2 separate regions of the Mus musculus genome follow, and region 2 is linked to region 1. Evidence: chromatin loops called from intact Hi-C (ENCODE). Cell type or tissue: heart. All regions are shown on one strand. Links, peaks and the distances in the headings refer to the core of each region. The heading gives the core; the rest is flanking DNA.

What was found. Peaks named below come from ENCODE experiments on the same cell type or tissue, not always from the same donor. Only the 100,000 strongest peaks of a DNase experiment are listed, where the experiment ranks them.
Region 2: it touches region 1 in a loop (5-fold over the local background); 1 of 42 quality-filtered maps calls a loop at or near these places.

What each region holds. Positions count from the first base shown.
Region 1 is chr17:45,429,249-45,436,859 of GRCm38, forward strand. It overlaps Cdc5l (cell division cycle 5-like (S. pombe)), which reads right to left and starts at 4,459. Exons shown (of 16, transcript NM_152810.2): 1 at 4,143-4,459. The coding sequence starts at 4,187. B230354K17Rik (RIKEN cDNA B230354K17 gene) reads left to right here and starts at 4,583. Exons shown (of 3, transcript NR_130961.1): 1 at 4,583-4,979; 2 at 6,835-6,976. In heart, for the core only: a CTCF peak has its summit at 4,620; a DNase peak (open chromatin) is centred at 4,463; H3K4me3 peaks cover 3,522 bases; H3K27ac peaks cover 1,972 bases.
Region 2 is chr17:45,502,220-45,509,830 of GRCm38, forward strand. Aars2 (alanyl-tRNA synthetase 2, mitochondrial) reads left to right here and starts at 4,622. Exons shown (of 22, transcript NM_198608.2): 1 at 4,622-4,862; 2 at 5,300-5,491; 3 at 6,262-6,407; 4 at 6,646-6,813; 5 at 7,177-7,321. The coding sequence starts at 4,635. In heart, for the core only: a CTCF peak has its summit at 4,564; DNase peaks (open chromatin) are centred at 4,752 and 4,872; H3K4me3 peaks cover 1,240 bases; H3K27ac peaks cover 1,141 bases.

The DNA.
Region 1 (7,611 bases), core at 1,762-6,761:
GCTGGGATTAAAGGCATGTGCCACCACCACATCCAGATGAATTGATCCATTCTTATCTCCTTGTACAAAGCTCAAGTCTAAATGGATCAAAGAACTCCACATAAAACCAGAGACACTGAAATTTATAGAGGAGAAAGTGGGGAAAAGTCTTGAAGATATGGACACTGGGGAAAAATTCCTAAACAGAACAGCAATGGCTTGTGCTATAAGATCAAGAATTGACAAATGGGACCTCATGAAATTGCAAAACTTCTATAAGGCAAAAGACACTGTCAAACACAAAAAGGCCACCAACAGACTGGGAAAGGATTTTTACCAATCCTAAATCTGATAGGGGACTAATATCCAATATATACAAAGAGCTCAAGAAGCTGGACTCCAGAAATTCAAATAACCCCATTAAGAAATGGGGTACATAGCTAAACAAAGAATTCTCAAGTGAGGAATACCGAAGGGCTGAGAAGCACCTGAAAAAATGTTCAACATCCTTAATCATCAGGGAAATGCAAATCAAAACAACCTTGAGATTCCACCTCACACCAGTCAGAATGGCTAAGATCAAAAATTCAGGTGACAGCAGATGCTGGCGAGGATGTGGAGAAAGAGGAACACTCCTCCATTGCTGGTGGGATTGCAAGCTTGTACAACCACTCTGGAAATCAGTCTGGCGATTCCTTAGAAAATTGGACATAGTACTACCAGAAGATCCAGCAATACCTCTCCTGGGCATATGTTCCAATTGGTAAGAAGGACACATGCTCCACTATGTTCATAGCAGCCTTATTTATAATAGCCAGAAGCTAGAAAGAACCCAGATGTCCCTCAACAGAGGAATGGGTACAAAAAATGTGGTACATTTACACAATGGAGTACTCCTCAGCTATTAAAAACAATGAATTTATGAAATTCTTGGGCAAATGGATGGATCCTTAGTGAGGTAACCCACTCACAAAAGAACTCACATGATATGCACTCACTGATAAGTGGATATTAGCCCAGAAACTTAGAATACTCAAGATACAAGGTGCAAAACAGAAGAAAATCAAAAAGAACGAAGACCAAAGTGTGGATACTTCATTCCTCCTTAGAATAGGGAACAAAACACCCATGGAAGGTGTTACAGAGACAAAGTTTGGAGCTAAGACGAAAGGATGGACTATCCAGAGACTACCCAACCCAGGGATTCATCCCATAATCAGCCACCAAACCCAGACACTATTGCACATGCCAGCAAGATTTTGCTGTAAAGACCCTGATATAGCTGTGTCGGGTGAGGCTATGCCAGTGTCTGGCAAATACAGAAGTGGATGTTCACAGTCATCTATAGGATGGAACACAGGGCCCTTGCTGGTGTGTCACCCAACTTCCCTATTTTCTTCTGTATAAAAAGTTTGATGCTCGATTTGACAAATTACATTCAGATTCTACACAACGTCTCCTGTGTGCATCTGTCTGTCATTCCATACGACGCTTTGCCCACCCGAGACTGGAGACCCGTTCCACACAGACAAAGGGGCCCAGAGGGTCTGCGGCAATGGCCTAGTTGGCCATCATTGGGAAGAGAGACCCAGTTTGGTCTTGCAAACTTTATATGCCCCAGTACAGGGGAATGCCAGGGCCAAGAAATGGGAGTGGGTGGGTAGGGGAGCAGGGTGGGAGGGAGGGTATAGGGAACTTTTGGGATAGCATTTGAAATGTAAATAAAGAAAATATGTAATAAAAAAAGGATTTATTTATTTATTTATTTATTTTACGTATATGAATACACTGTAGCTGTAGATGGTTGTGAGCCATCATATGGTTGCTGGGAACTGAACTCAGGACCTCTGCTCACTCAGGCCCCTACTCGCTACTGCCCAAAGATTTATTTATTATTAAACATAAGTATACTGTAGCTGTCTTCAGACACACCAGAAGAGGACATCAGATCTCATTACAGGTGGTTTTGAGCCATCATGTGGTTGGCTGAGATATTAACTCAGGACCTTCAGAAGAACAGTCAGTGCTCTTAACTGCTGGCTCACCAGCCACAGAAAAAAAAAAAAAAAAAAAAAAAACAGAAAAAAAGGACATCTTACCTGGCCCTCAACAAACTGGAGGTGGAAAAAGTCAATGTTAAAAACACTACTTTATGACAGACAAAATTATTCACTGGCATGTACCTGCCATTCTCCTCACAAAGTTCACATACATTTATATATTTTCTCAAAACAAGAACAAAAAATTTCCTGACTATCTACCTTGAAGCAGGTCTTCTATACTTCTGGAGAGAGAATCAAAGAAGAAACTTGAGACTCTGGTTCAACACAGTTCCTCTCTGGCAGGCATCCTACTCACAACAGCCCAGGATCCACAGCTCCTCTACCTCATCAGTCAGCGCCCTGTCTACCTACTCCAATCTCTAAAAACCATTTCACCAGAGTACCCAAAGTATAGCCCAATCCCCAGACATCCTGCCACGCGAGCTCACAGACCTAAGAGTCATAGATGAATGCACTTGAGCACTTTACTTTTAGGCTTTTTCTACAATGAACTTGAATTGCCTGTCTTCTACATAAAACCCTCCACTCCATCTTCTCTCCCACTGCTAACTGGTAGCATACCCACCTAGCATACTTTAAGTCCTGGATTAGATTCCCATAAGACTTTACACATGACAGTACACACCTCTTATGCCAGAACAGGAGAGGTAGAAGCAGGAGGATCAGATGTTAAGGGTCACTCTCATCTACATAGCAAGTTCAAAGTCAATCTAAGCTACATAAGACCCTATCTCAGACAGACAGACATCGACACACAGACACACACACACACTCTGCTGGGTTTTGGCCATTATAGAGGAATCCTGATGTTACTTGATTTTGTGACTCTGCTTCTTCCTCAGAAGCCAACTCTTCTAGTTTAAATTGTCTTAGTGCATGCAAGTCCCTTTTCAGTGCCTCCATTTGTAACTTTGGTAAAGTTTTTCAAAACTTCAACGCATCTTCAACCAAATACATACAACAGGTACCTATCCTACAAGATTCATTCCCAAACATCACCAAGAAACCTGCTTCATACTAGAATGCCAAAGCCTGGTCCTACTATACTGCTGTCTGATGAAGACAACAGCAACTCATTTTTTTTACTGAAAGCCTACTAATGTACCCAGCTGCGTTCACAATGTTCCAAACTGGCAACTCGTTTCAAGAGCTTAAATACAATTATTTATTTGTCTTATAAAAATGAGTAATCTGAGGCTCTCAGAAGTAACTCAGCCGGAGCCACACAAAAGTGCTTGTGAAAACAAAGCTGTAGTAAATGAAAAATAGGTGCCACCAAACCACTAAACAACTAACTCTCAACGGGACGACCAACGAATGGGCCAGGAGGACTCTAAGAAGTGTTCTCAGCTAAGTTTGGAGCATGTTCAGAAAGATGCCAAAGCAATAAGGAGCTATCTCAAGAACGCACAAGACAGACGGAAAGGTGCTCATACATTCGGCGCACTCGATTAAATGCACGTTAACTTAATTTCTATTTTACTTCCTTCCTTCTGCTGTTCCGCTCACCGTGACATAATCTACAACATTTCTGGACGCAAACACCACCGTAGGTAAGTTTGTCCTAACTGGCTTCTATCCCGGCAAGGGTGGCGTGACTGGAAAGGTAAGAGAAAGGACCCAGGTCCTAAGATAAGCAGAGAGGTGCAGACGTAAACGGGCAGCCTGTCCGGCTGTAAAGAAGTCACGGAAAAAACAAAGTTGCAGCCACAACGGCTTCTAACAGAGCGAAGCGCTGTGCACGAGCTGAGATCGAAAGGAGCTGGAGAAACACCAGGCTCCGGGGGAGGTCCGGTCGGCGGCCACCGGGCTGCAGAAGACACCGAGGGGGCGCGTCCCTAACTGATCAAATAAGTGATCAAGGGCCTAGCAAATGCCAAGCGAGGAGCGCCGGGCGACAAGTCGCGACCTCGCCCCCGGGGTGAGCCAGGTGACCCGAGCCCGCACCCATGCACCGCGAGGGTCCCCGGGGTCCGCGCAGTCGCCGCCCCGCACCGCAGACCCCCGCGGGACAGCCACGGCTCCCGGAGCTTCCCCGCGCGTGCGCACACGCTACCAGAGCCGGCGGAGGGCTGCGGACGGCGGGAAAAGCTGCCTCACCTCCGTGTTCCTCCACACTCCCCCTTTGATCATAATCCGGGGCATCTTAGCGGCAGAGTGTCCCGGCAAGGGAGCCGAGGAGAGCTTCGAGAAAGTAGTAACGGCGCTCCGGGCACGGGACGCAAAAGGCCACTTCCTCCCAAGAGCGACCTTCTGCTTTGAAGAGCTCTGCGCAGGCGCGGCGTGGGCAGCCCCGGGAAATCTCGCGAGATCTTAGCGGCCGAAGGCAAAAGACGCGGGCGGCCAGGCTGCAACCTTAAGACTGATGGAGACTAATCAAACCGCAGGTGCCAAGGCGCCCGACGTGTCGCGCGCAGGTCCGAGACTAGGGTGAAGGAAAACAAAACTCTCGCGAGATGCCAGAGTTGGAACTTGACCGGGAACGCAGTGAAGGGATTGGTCCTGACGTCACGCGGAGGGCAGTGCCGGGGGTGGGGAATAAATGTGAGGGGTGTGGCGTTCCTCAGCACGCTTGGTCCCCAGGGAGCGCTGTTTGTTTGTTTGTTTGCTTGTTTGTTTGTCTGTTTGTTTAACGGAGCGCTGCGCTGGGCATCCCGGCGACCGACGAGGACTTCGCTGAGTCCTCGGGGAGATGCAAACGAGTCCGTTCTCTTTCTAGGAGCTCCAACTCGCAGCGCCAAGCGCCGAGGATGCCGGACGGACTCAAGATCCTAACTCTAACCTGAGGGACTGAGCGACTGCTCGCCCCAAAGTGTTCGCTCTCCTTCCTGGAAGAGCCACAAGGGGTTCGAGGCGACGCCCTAGGGACCCTTGGGAAGCGTCACGTCAGCCGCTTTCCCTCATCCCTCGCTGTTGGGTGTCTGTGGAACAAACTCGGTGAGTTGCGGGAGTCTCGCCCCTGGAATCCGGGGTCGTCCTCTGAAGAGTGGAACAAACAACTTGTTCATCAAATCAGAGGGCGGCTGCGAGTCCACAAAGTCTCGGTGAAGTGGAAATTGTCAGACTCTCTGCCATCTCCTCTCTCTTTTCCCACGCAGATTTCTCCACTATTCCAGAGCAATTAATTACTTGGTGTCACCCCAGGTCCCTAGGGAAAGATTTTATTCCGTGCATAGCGGCTCTGGTTTGTTGTCACTGTTCATGCTTCCGTTTGCCCCTTCTAGAAGACATGACGGATTTTCCGATTCGATTTTTGTTACGATTTTTTTCCTTGAAATAGGAAATTGTATCAAAATATCACTGCTTTCAGTTGAGAGGGAGGTAGTGTAGTGTTATGAAGAACACTTGGGTTTAGTGACCTACAATCTCATTTCACTCCTGTCATCTGACAGGATGACAGGTTAACAAGCCATTTTCTGCCTCTGGTACTCTTTGCAATGCTCTCTTGTAAAGATGTGTAACCATTACCTCCTGCCAACATCACTTAGTTGTATGGTTTTTATCCCACACACCCAGGTCACACACCATTTGGTTGACCAGATCAAAGCAAATCTGAACACTCCTCTCTGGGGATCTTAACGCTAGGATCCAAAAGAGGTCAGTGTTTCTGCTAGCTGATAAGCCTCTAACCTACCAATTGTGTGGCACCTAACAATTGTATTTTGAACTACATGGTCCCTGGATCTAGAACATTCCCAAGTCGTAACTACTTCCATATCCCCCTTTTGGATTTAGTCATTGAAGTTAGCTTTCCATTATTTGTAATCGAGAGGCCTAATAAATCCACAGTTGAACCAGTCCTCTTTCACATAGGCTATTCCAAAGGATCATGACAGTGACTTCTTCCACTCAACATTCTGTCATCTTTATGCTAACTTTAAAAAAGGTATCTCTTCCTTAAAACATGTTAATGTCACCTGCTAGAAAATTGTTACAAAGGATTGGTATTTTGACAACAGAACATACTTCATCAACCTATTGAGATCTATCCTTGTCTGTGGTGTGGATTCAAGTCAGATGCTCCAATATTGCCCCTTTTATTATGTGAATTAGTCCTCCAAGTGCCATGTAGGCCCCTCTCTGCACAGCAGCCCTGGCAACTGTCTTTGAACATAGGTGGTGTGTCCTTAGGATGCAGTATCTGAGATTAGCGCCCCATATCCAGAAACAAAGAGATAGGTTCCACATCTTCCTCACTCAGCCAACATACATTTTCCCAAATGTCCCTCAGAAAGTCAGTTGCATGGGAAACTCTATAAATACATGTTTCATGATTACTTCACTTCAAACAAACAAAAAAAGACCCCACATTTCCCATCCTCTACTTTACCAAAATGAAAGCCAATAAGAACTTGTAAAATGAGGAAGTCTCTTTTTCCCTGTTGTGAGTTGAAATACATCTCCAAGTGGATACATTCCCATCCTAACTCTTGGTACCTATACATGTGAACTCATTTGGAAATATTGTGGAGTCTTCACAGATGTGATTGGGTTAAGATGAGACCATACTAGTGTGAACTCTCCAGCCAGCTATCTAAGGAAAGTGGTGTGTACTTTTAATTCTGAGCCATTCACCACAGTTCCTCTTACTGCGCTGATCATGCCTGGATTCCTGTATATCTGACTGATCCGTGGCGTGGGGATCTGCTTTAAAACAAGTTAGTTATGCTCCAGAATACACATATACAAAAGGATTCATTGGAATGATTTTGGAGCTGTCATAGTTGTCACACACAGTTACACTATTCAAAATAAACACTTGAAAATGATGTTTGATAACTCCCTTCTATAGTTTTCAGGACTGTGATGACTATTCTTCGTTGTCAACTTGACTATATCTGGAATCACCTACAACCCAGAAATGGAGAAGAGCACACCTGTGAGAGATTGTCTGCTTAAAGTGGATGAATCCACTTCTAGTCCAGACCTTTGAGGTAGGAAGACACACATTTTTAATCTCAATCTCGAGGTGGGAAGACACAAGTCTTTAATCCAAATCTTAAGAGATGTCTTTTGTGAACATATGAGCCATACTTTCAGCTGGATGTCTGTATAAGGACGTAAAAGAAGGAAGCTTTTACTCTTTGTCTATCTGCTCTTGCCTTGCTAGCACATCCATTCCCTCACTGGTATTACAACCTACTTCTGGATTGCAGCATATACTGAAGACCACCTGAGACATGCAGCCTTGTGGGACTGAGCAACCACTAGATTTTTAGACTTTTTATTGTTGGATTAGCTGGACTACAGAGGAAGGAGAGAGAGATTGATTCCATAAGTTCTGTGACTCTAAAGAACCCTGACTAATACAGATTTTGGTACCAGAAGTGGTTCTAGAGAAGCAGAAGTATAAGGATGAATCTTTTAAGTATCTGGAATAGGCATTTCAATTCGCCGGCACCTTCAGCTACTGAAGTCTCTCCAGTCACCCCCTCTCCTGGGAGCTTGGAGAGTACTGAAGGCCCATGGTATGAACTGTATTACAAACTTAAAGAGATAAATGAATTTGATTATCCTGGCTCACCAATTGTGAGCGACAATGGATTAGGTGACCCTGTATATGAAACTT
Region 2 (7,611 bases), core at 1,761-6,760, 73 kb after region 1:
GAAAAGTCCCTCTCTGTCTCTGTCCATCAGTCCAGGATAGAATTTATTGACCTTGAGTTCCTGCTCTCAAAGCAAAGGGGGAAACCAGAAAAAGCCTGTTCCATAGGGTGTCACTTCTTTTAAACAGGCCAAACAGAAAGTGAAGGTGTCAAAGACAGCTGCTTTGTACCTTCCGAGATAAGTAGGTCAGGTGGAGACAGAAGAGAAGCCCCTTGAGAAGAGAAAACCCCATTCTTTACTAATCATGTAGGCAGCCCTAGGGCAGTGCTCACCAAAGCCCTGCAGAGGGATAAGCAAAAAACTGCCAGCATTTGCATTTTAAACCACAAGGTGAAATTCCTCCAAATACCAAGGCAGCTAAGCAGTTCTCCTGAAAGACCGTCCCAGGTTGGTAACTTCCTGTCTGACAAGCTCTTTCCACCTCTGGCTATCTTGGGAAGGTACAGACCTTCGGGTTAATGTCTTCATCAGGTGACTGTGCCACATCAAAACGATTGCATTCCCAGCCCCAGCCCAAACCTCTTTGCTTCATGTAGAACACCACATGCAAAGAAAATGATCACTTTTTAACAGCGAGGGCAAATAATAAGAGGGGAAACCTTACTTCTAATAAAAACAACTAAAAAAAGAAATGCATTTCTAAGATCCATGATACATGGTCCCCAGGTTCAGTTTCAAACAGCCCAGGACAAGCAGCGGAGGTGCCTATTTATTCAGAGTGGACCTGGCCTCCGGGCTCTCCCGGCATCCCTCAATTCTTACCTGTTACCAAGTATAGCTGGCATATCCTGCCCTCCACCCTGAACTCACCAGCCCAGGGGCTGGGCTGTCCATCCCACAGATGTTCCTCCCTACAGAATGCAGACATTTTGGTTAGCTGCCTCTTCTGTACCTTTGGCCTCCTGGCTGCTGTACTTGGTTCCCCTCGCTCCCTTCCCCTCCCCATCTCCCCACATGGTTGAGGGTCAGGACCACTTCCCAGATGTGTCTGCCTCTGGCTGTGCTCTCCCCCACATATCTACAATAAACGTTCTCCTCCATCATACCTAGAAGCAGTCATGGCCTTTCCTTCCCTTTTTATTTCTCTCTCTCTCTCTCTCTCTCTCTCTCTCTCTCTCTCTCTCTCTCTCTCTCTCTCTCTCTGTCTCTCTCTCTCTCTCTCTCCCATGAATGAATCTTCAAAACATTAAATGAAAGAGGCCAGCTGCAGGGGCTGAGAGATGGCTCAGCAATTAGGAATGTGTGTTAAATCTGAGTACTGAGAAGAGAAAGACCAGTTCCACAATGATCCGATTAAAGCAAGCTTTATTGAATACTGGCCAGGAAGGTGGACGCTGGCTGTTTCTGTATCTGGGATTCCCAAAGAAACAGAGCCAAATCAGATCAGTCAGATGCCTCTAAAGGTAGGAACCCACAGCCTTTGGTACTTCCTGCTTTTGTCCAATCAGGGCTAAGCACACATCCTGATGTGCTTCCTGCCTAGGCTGCTCCCTGACTACATGGAATTAAGCACGACCTTGCAGTTGTGGCAACCAGTCTTGTTTAATGAAGTAAAAACTGTGACTTGTTATCTCACATGAACAACAGACAGGCCCCAGCATTTCAGGAAGCTATCTGTCCTTGGGCAAGTGTGGCTTCCAGGTTAACTTTAGCCCTTACATGTGCTTTTTCAGGAAGACCAGAATTCTGTTGCCAGCGCCCACATCAGGTGGCTCGAGACTGCCTGTACCTCCTCCAGCTCCAGGGGATTCAACACCTCTGACCTCACCAGGCACCTGAACAAATTCTCTGTCTCTCTCTGCCTCTGTCTCTCTCTGCCTCTGTCTCTCCTCTCTCTCTGCCTCTCCCTACATGTGTGTGTGTGTGTGTGTGCCCATAATTTTTAAAATAATAAAGAAGCCATTCACAAAAGACCACATACAATTGAAGCTATTGGTGGAAATGTCCACAATAGGCAAATCTATATAAAAACAAAAAACTGATTAATGGTTTCCTGAGGCTAGGAAGGACCAAAGGACTGGGGAATAAGGATCAAAGAACGCAAGATTGTTTTCTAAGGTAGTCCCAGTGTGCTGGGGGGTGATTTTAGAAATGGCGGTGAATATGCTAAAAGCTTTGTCCACTTCCTGTGGGTGTGCTTTTCTTGTGTATGTGATGGATGTACAGGCACAAGTGTGGGGTGTGAGGACACCCTAGGGTGCTGGTCCTCGCCTCCCACCTCTGAAACATGGTAATTTGCTGGCCATCACTACAATTCGCTGCAATCACCACCCTGGTTGGCCCACGTGCTTCCTTCTTTCTGGAAACACCTCCTGCCTCACTGTAGGAACATTGAAAAGGTGAACAGGCCTGCCTGGGGATTTGAACTCGAATCTTCACAGTTGTATGAGGAGCCCTTTGCCCACTCCACTGACACTCTAGTCTTGTCTTATTTCAATAAAACGACATTTTGCTGCTTCTTGAAAGAGGCTAGTTCTCCCAGGCTGGCCTCAAGCTCTCTCTCTAGCTCAGGATGACCTTGAACTTGCTCCCATCCTCCCGCATCTTCATCTGGAGTGCTGGGGTTACAGGTGCTCGTCACAACGTCCAGCTTATGTAGTTCTGGTGGATGAACGCAGGGCCTCACAGATGCTAGGCAAAGCCCAACTGTTAGCTCTCCAATCCAGGACAGAGAACTAACTAAGGTGCCTATTTAATGGATCAAAGTTCTCCCAGCATCCCTTAGTCCCTATCTGTTACAGGATATGGCCAGCATATCCTGCCCCCTGCCCCCTATCCTAAACTTCTCCAGCCCAGGGGCTGGGCTACCCTTCCCCCAACTACCCTTCCCTATATAACCCAGCCATTTCTGTACCCAGTCCTTTTGCTTCTTCTTCTCCTTCTCCTTCTCCTCCTCCTCCTCCTCCTCCTCCTCCTCCTTCTTCTTCTTCTTCCTGACAGGGTCTCTGAGTAGGCCTGGCTGTCTTGCACTCTGTAGTTCAGGCTGCCTTCAAATTCACAGAGAGCCACCTGCCTCTCCTTCCCAAGTGCTGGGCGTAAGTGTGAAAGCCACTATGTGCTGCTTTTGAGTTAGTCTAAAGTACAGATTCGCTACTATAACACAAGGGCAGAGGATCTCCTTCTCCTCTAGCTGGGAAAACGGGCTCATCGCAGTTAGTTAAAGAATTTCAGTGTTTTCTCAAGGTCACCAATCTCAAAAATCCCCATCTGGCTTCAGGTTTCTGTTCCAAACACCCTGGAGGAAACCAAAAGAGGCAGAACAACACCTTTAACCTACATGGAAAAGAGAAGGCAGAGGATCACGGGATAGATATACAGGCTTGTCAGAATTCACTATTGCTATAGAAACTCAAGTCCAAAATAGACTATGTATTCCCCGAAAAGAAGCTGTGCTTCAAAAGTTCAAAAGACCCAAATAACACACAAAGACTGGTGGCCAAAAGAGCCCCCTGGGTGGCCAAGGCTGTCCTTCTGACCACAAAGACCTCAGTTCTGTAACCTCTAGTGCAGTGGCTCTCAACCTTCCTAATGCTTCAACCCTTTAAAACAGTTCCTCATGTTGTGATGGCCCCTAACCATAGAATTATTTCATTGCTACTTCATAACTGTAATTTTGCTATTGTTACAAATCGTAATGTAAATGAATGATATGCAACCCTATGTGGTTGCAACCCACAGGGTGAGAACCACTGCTCTGTTGGGTCTTAAACTTGGCAAATCCCTTTCTCTTCCTAGATCTGCTAACTTTCCCAGACTAAAGGTCAAGCAAGGTCATCATGAGAAGTCCTTGAGCTGTCTAGCTGCACCCACAAGGTCTGTTACCATAGAAAGGAAGTCAAGGGGACTGGGCCTGCCAGGACAGGTATCTCTTTTCTCTCAGCAAAATTCAAAGCCTCAGGGCCCTGGGAGGCTCATGGAAAGCCATCGCCACAGCTCTCAGCCAACAGCTTTGTCCTGACCTGTCGACCTGGATTCTCTCATCCCCAAGCAAATTAAAAGACCAAATGTCATTAAGCAATTAATAATGGAGCAGATGCAGTCTGGCTTCTGTGTCTCCACCAGACTCCTGCTCCAAAGAACCTGCTTCAGTCCCTAAGGACAAAGTGGCTCTGCAAACCGAGGGCAGAAGAGGACCTGGCAAGGTCTTAGAGCAGTGCCTGGCACTTACGCAGGGTTCTTGACCACCTCTTGAATACTCACGATCCCTTGGCACTCTTCAGCCTGGATCAGCACAAACCACACGGTCCACGCACCGAATTGCACCCACACCTGTTCCTTTGCAACTCCACAAAATCAATAGCACAACAACCATTACTGCCAGAATACAGATTTTGGAAGCAGAGGCATTGTGTTAATATTGCTACTAACGTTCAAAATACAGCCTAGCATGTAATGATCTTTTTATAATTATCTGTTCAATCCTGGATGAATTAAGGGCCTACTCTATGCAAAGTTACGGTATGCTGAGCCGCTCGCCAGGGGAAGAAGTCCCCTTCTTGGGGAAACACTTTCACTAGAAGCTGAGACTTGCCCCCCCCCCAAGTCTTCCACCCGCCAGGGGCCGCTGTAGGAAACACTAGGCGTCCTTTCGAACGTCACTCTTTGACCCCGCGAAGCCGTTGCCCGGAGCTAAGATGGCGGTGGCGTTGGCTGCCGCAGCCGGTAAGCTGCGGCGAGCCATTGGGAGGTCGTGCCCATGGCAGCCTTTCTCAACCGAGCCCGGTCCACCCCACGGAGCGGCCGTGCGGGACGCCTTCCTGAGCTTCTTCCGAGATCGCCACGGCCACCGGCTCGTGCCCTCCGCTACCGTGAGGCCGCGCGGCGACCCCAGCCTGCTTTTCGTCAATGCAGGCATGAACCAGGTAGGGGCGGGGCCACACCGATCGGGGGCGGAGCTCGGGAGTCAGCCTGAGAAAAGCGCTTCAGGATTGGACCAAAAAAGTGAGGGGCGGAACTCTGAGTGGAAGAGAGGCTGGGTAAAATGGGGTGGGGGCCTGGTTAGGTCTTGGGGAATTAGCTTGGAAACTTGTGGGGAGAAATTAAGTTTATTATCTCTGGATAGCAGCTGTGAAGTCCTGAGGGGCAGGCTCTGAGTGGAAGACTATTTAAATAAATAAAATTCATCCATTGAGTAGACATTTATTGCACTCCTGCTAGGTGCTTGGTAATATTCTTGAAGCTTTGATTCTGTCCAACCACTTCCCTTATCTGTAAATTTTACTACTTTTTACTAGGCAGAGTCTCTTGTTTAAGTTCATTTACCTCTTCTCTACCCTTCCTGACTTTTATGTGCTTCTAGTTCAAGCCCATCTTCCTGGGCACAGTGGATCCACGAAGTGAGATGGCAGGCTTCCGACGTGTAGTTAATAGCCAGAAGTGTGTCAGGGCTGGAGGACGCCATAACGACCTGGAGGATGTGGGGCGTGATCTCTCTCATCATACGTTTTTCGAGATGCTTGGCAACTGGGCTTTCGGGGGTGAATATTTTAAGGTGAGTTTCCAGGGAGCTCTAGAGTTAAAGTCTTTGAACCCTGAGTGCTGGATGTTGTGACCAAGAGCTAAACACAGTGTGTTATAGGGGAGACAGAAAGATGACTGGGTTGGTAAAGTGCTTGTGGATTCCCCAGAACTCGAATTTAAAGTGCGGGCTAACGGTGTGTGCCTATGATGCTGGAATGGCCAGATGGGAGATGGAAACAGATCCCTGAAGAAGTTCACAGACAAGCTAGTCTGGCCAACATCAAAGTCCCAAGCTAATGAGAGACCCTGTTTTAAACAAAAATTAGCTCCTAAGTACAGTCACCCATAGTTGTCCTTTGACTTTCACAAGCACATGTCCACATGTTACAGGTGTGTACACCACACATACACGGGCACGGGCACACACATACACACACGACATCCAATAGGAAAGAATATGCCTCACTTCGCTGATTGAAGGAAGGGGTTGTCTCCTGCTTAATGGCTATTTAAAAGTTAGCTGAGCAGATAGCCAGGCAGCTGTATTGAGATTGTCATTGGACATGAAGTCCCCAGGTCAGGGTGTGTGGGTTGAGAGGCTTAAGGAGAAGATAGAATTCATCTGGGTCTGGAAAGAAGGTAGGCTTGTAAGAATGGGGACAGGAAAAACTCAAGGCAGAAATGGACATGGCTTGATCTGAAACTAGGGTGGGTAGTGGGAATGGTTTTTGTCTTGGCCTCATGATCTTGGGTGGCCCCAATGTCACATCTCTCCACCCCCCGTGGTGGTTTTGCCTACAGGAGGAAGCTTGTAGCATGGCCTGGGAACTTCTGACTCAAGTCTACGGGATCCCTGAGGACAGGTTGTGGGTCTCCTACTTCAGTGGTGACTCCCAGACAGGACTGGACCCAGACCTGGAGACCAGAGACATCTGGCTAAGCTTGGGGTAAGTCAGGCCCCTTCTTCTGTCCCTCACTGGCAATGGGAAGAGTGGAAAGCAGACAGTCAGTACAAACCCTCATGAGTTCGGTATGTGCCAGCGTCCTGTATGTCACTCAGCCCTAGGACCCTTCTTCCTGAGCTGGACTTGGGTGAGAGGTTGTCATAGCAGGAGGCAGGGAGGGAGAGGTTGCCAGCTTCTGAACATGCCAGTCTCCCACCACTTATATGGCTCTCTCCCCCAGAGTGCCTGCCAGCCGTGTGCTCTCCTTCGGACCACAAGAGAACTTCTGGGAGATGGGAGACACTGGGCCTTGTGGGCCTTGTACTGAGATCCACTATGACCTGGCTGGGGGCGTGGGAAGCCCCCAGCTGGTAGAGCTTTGGAATCTGGTCTTCATGCAACACTACAGGTAATGGTGGCCATGGCTACCATTAGTTGTTGGCTTAATTTAAATGTTTTTTAAAAAGAAAAACTGATCTAATTTTCGTCCTTGTCCATGACAGCCTGGACTAGTTAGTTACTGATGCTCTCTGGCCTCCTGTCATACAGTGGAGTTAAGCTTGGGGATTCCTATGGTTTTCTTCTAGCGTATCTTGCTTGGCAGGTCTCTCTAAAGACAAAGACTCTGTCTTAGCGGGCATGTCTAGGTCCATCTGCCCTCAGGTCCCTGCTACTCTCACGCCGTGGGTTATCAGGTTTCTGCTGAACTCGAGCACCTGCCTCAGACCTGCCAGACTCAGTTGGCCTCACCTTTCGCACTTTTCCTGGCCAGAGAGGCAGATGGAAGCCTGCAGCTGCTGCCGCAGCGACATGTAGACACAGGAATGGGCCTGGAAAGGCTGGTGGCCGTCCTGCAAGGCAAACGTTCCACCTACGACACCGACCTCTTCTCTCCACTGCTCGACGCCATACACCAGGTAAGCTCCCTTCTGCCTCAACTCCATTGTTTTGTTAGTTTTCCAGGTGTGTGTGTGTGTCCGGTATTGGCATTATAAGCATATGCCACTGTGCCAGCAATTGTACGTGGGTTGCAGAGGTCAACGTTGGGTCCTGGTGCTTATGAGGTAAACACTCTACTAGCCGAGCCATCTCCCCAGCCCCTCCTCCCCTGGTATTGTTGAAAACTTAAGAGTATTCCCAACATGTGGTAGACGGTACAGACCAAGGACCCCAGGGTATCAAGTATACTGCTGCCTGATGCCCCTCA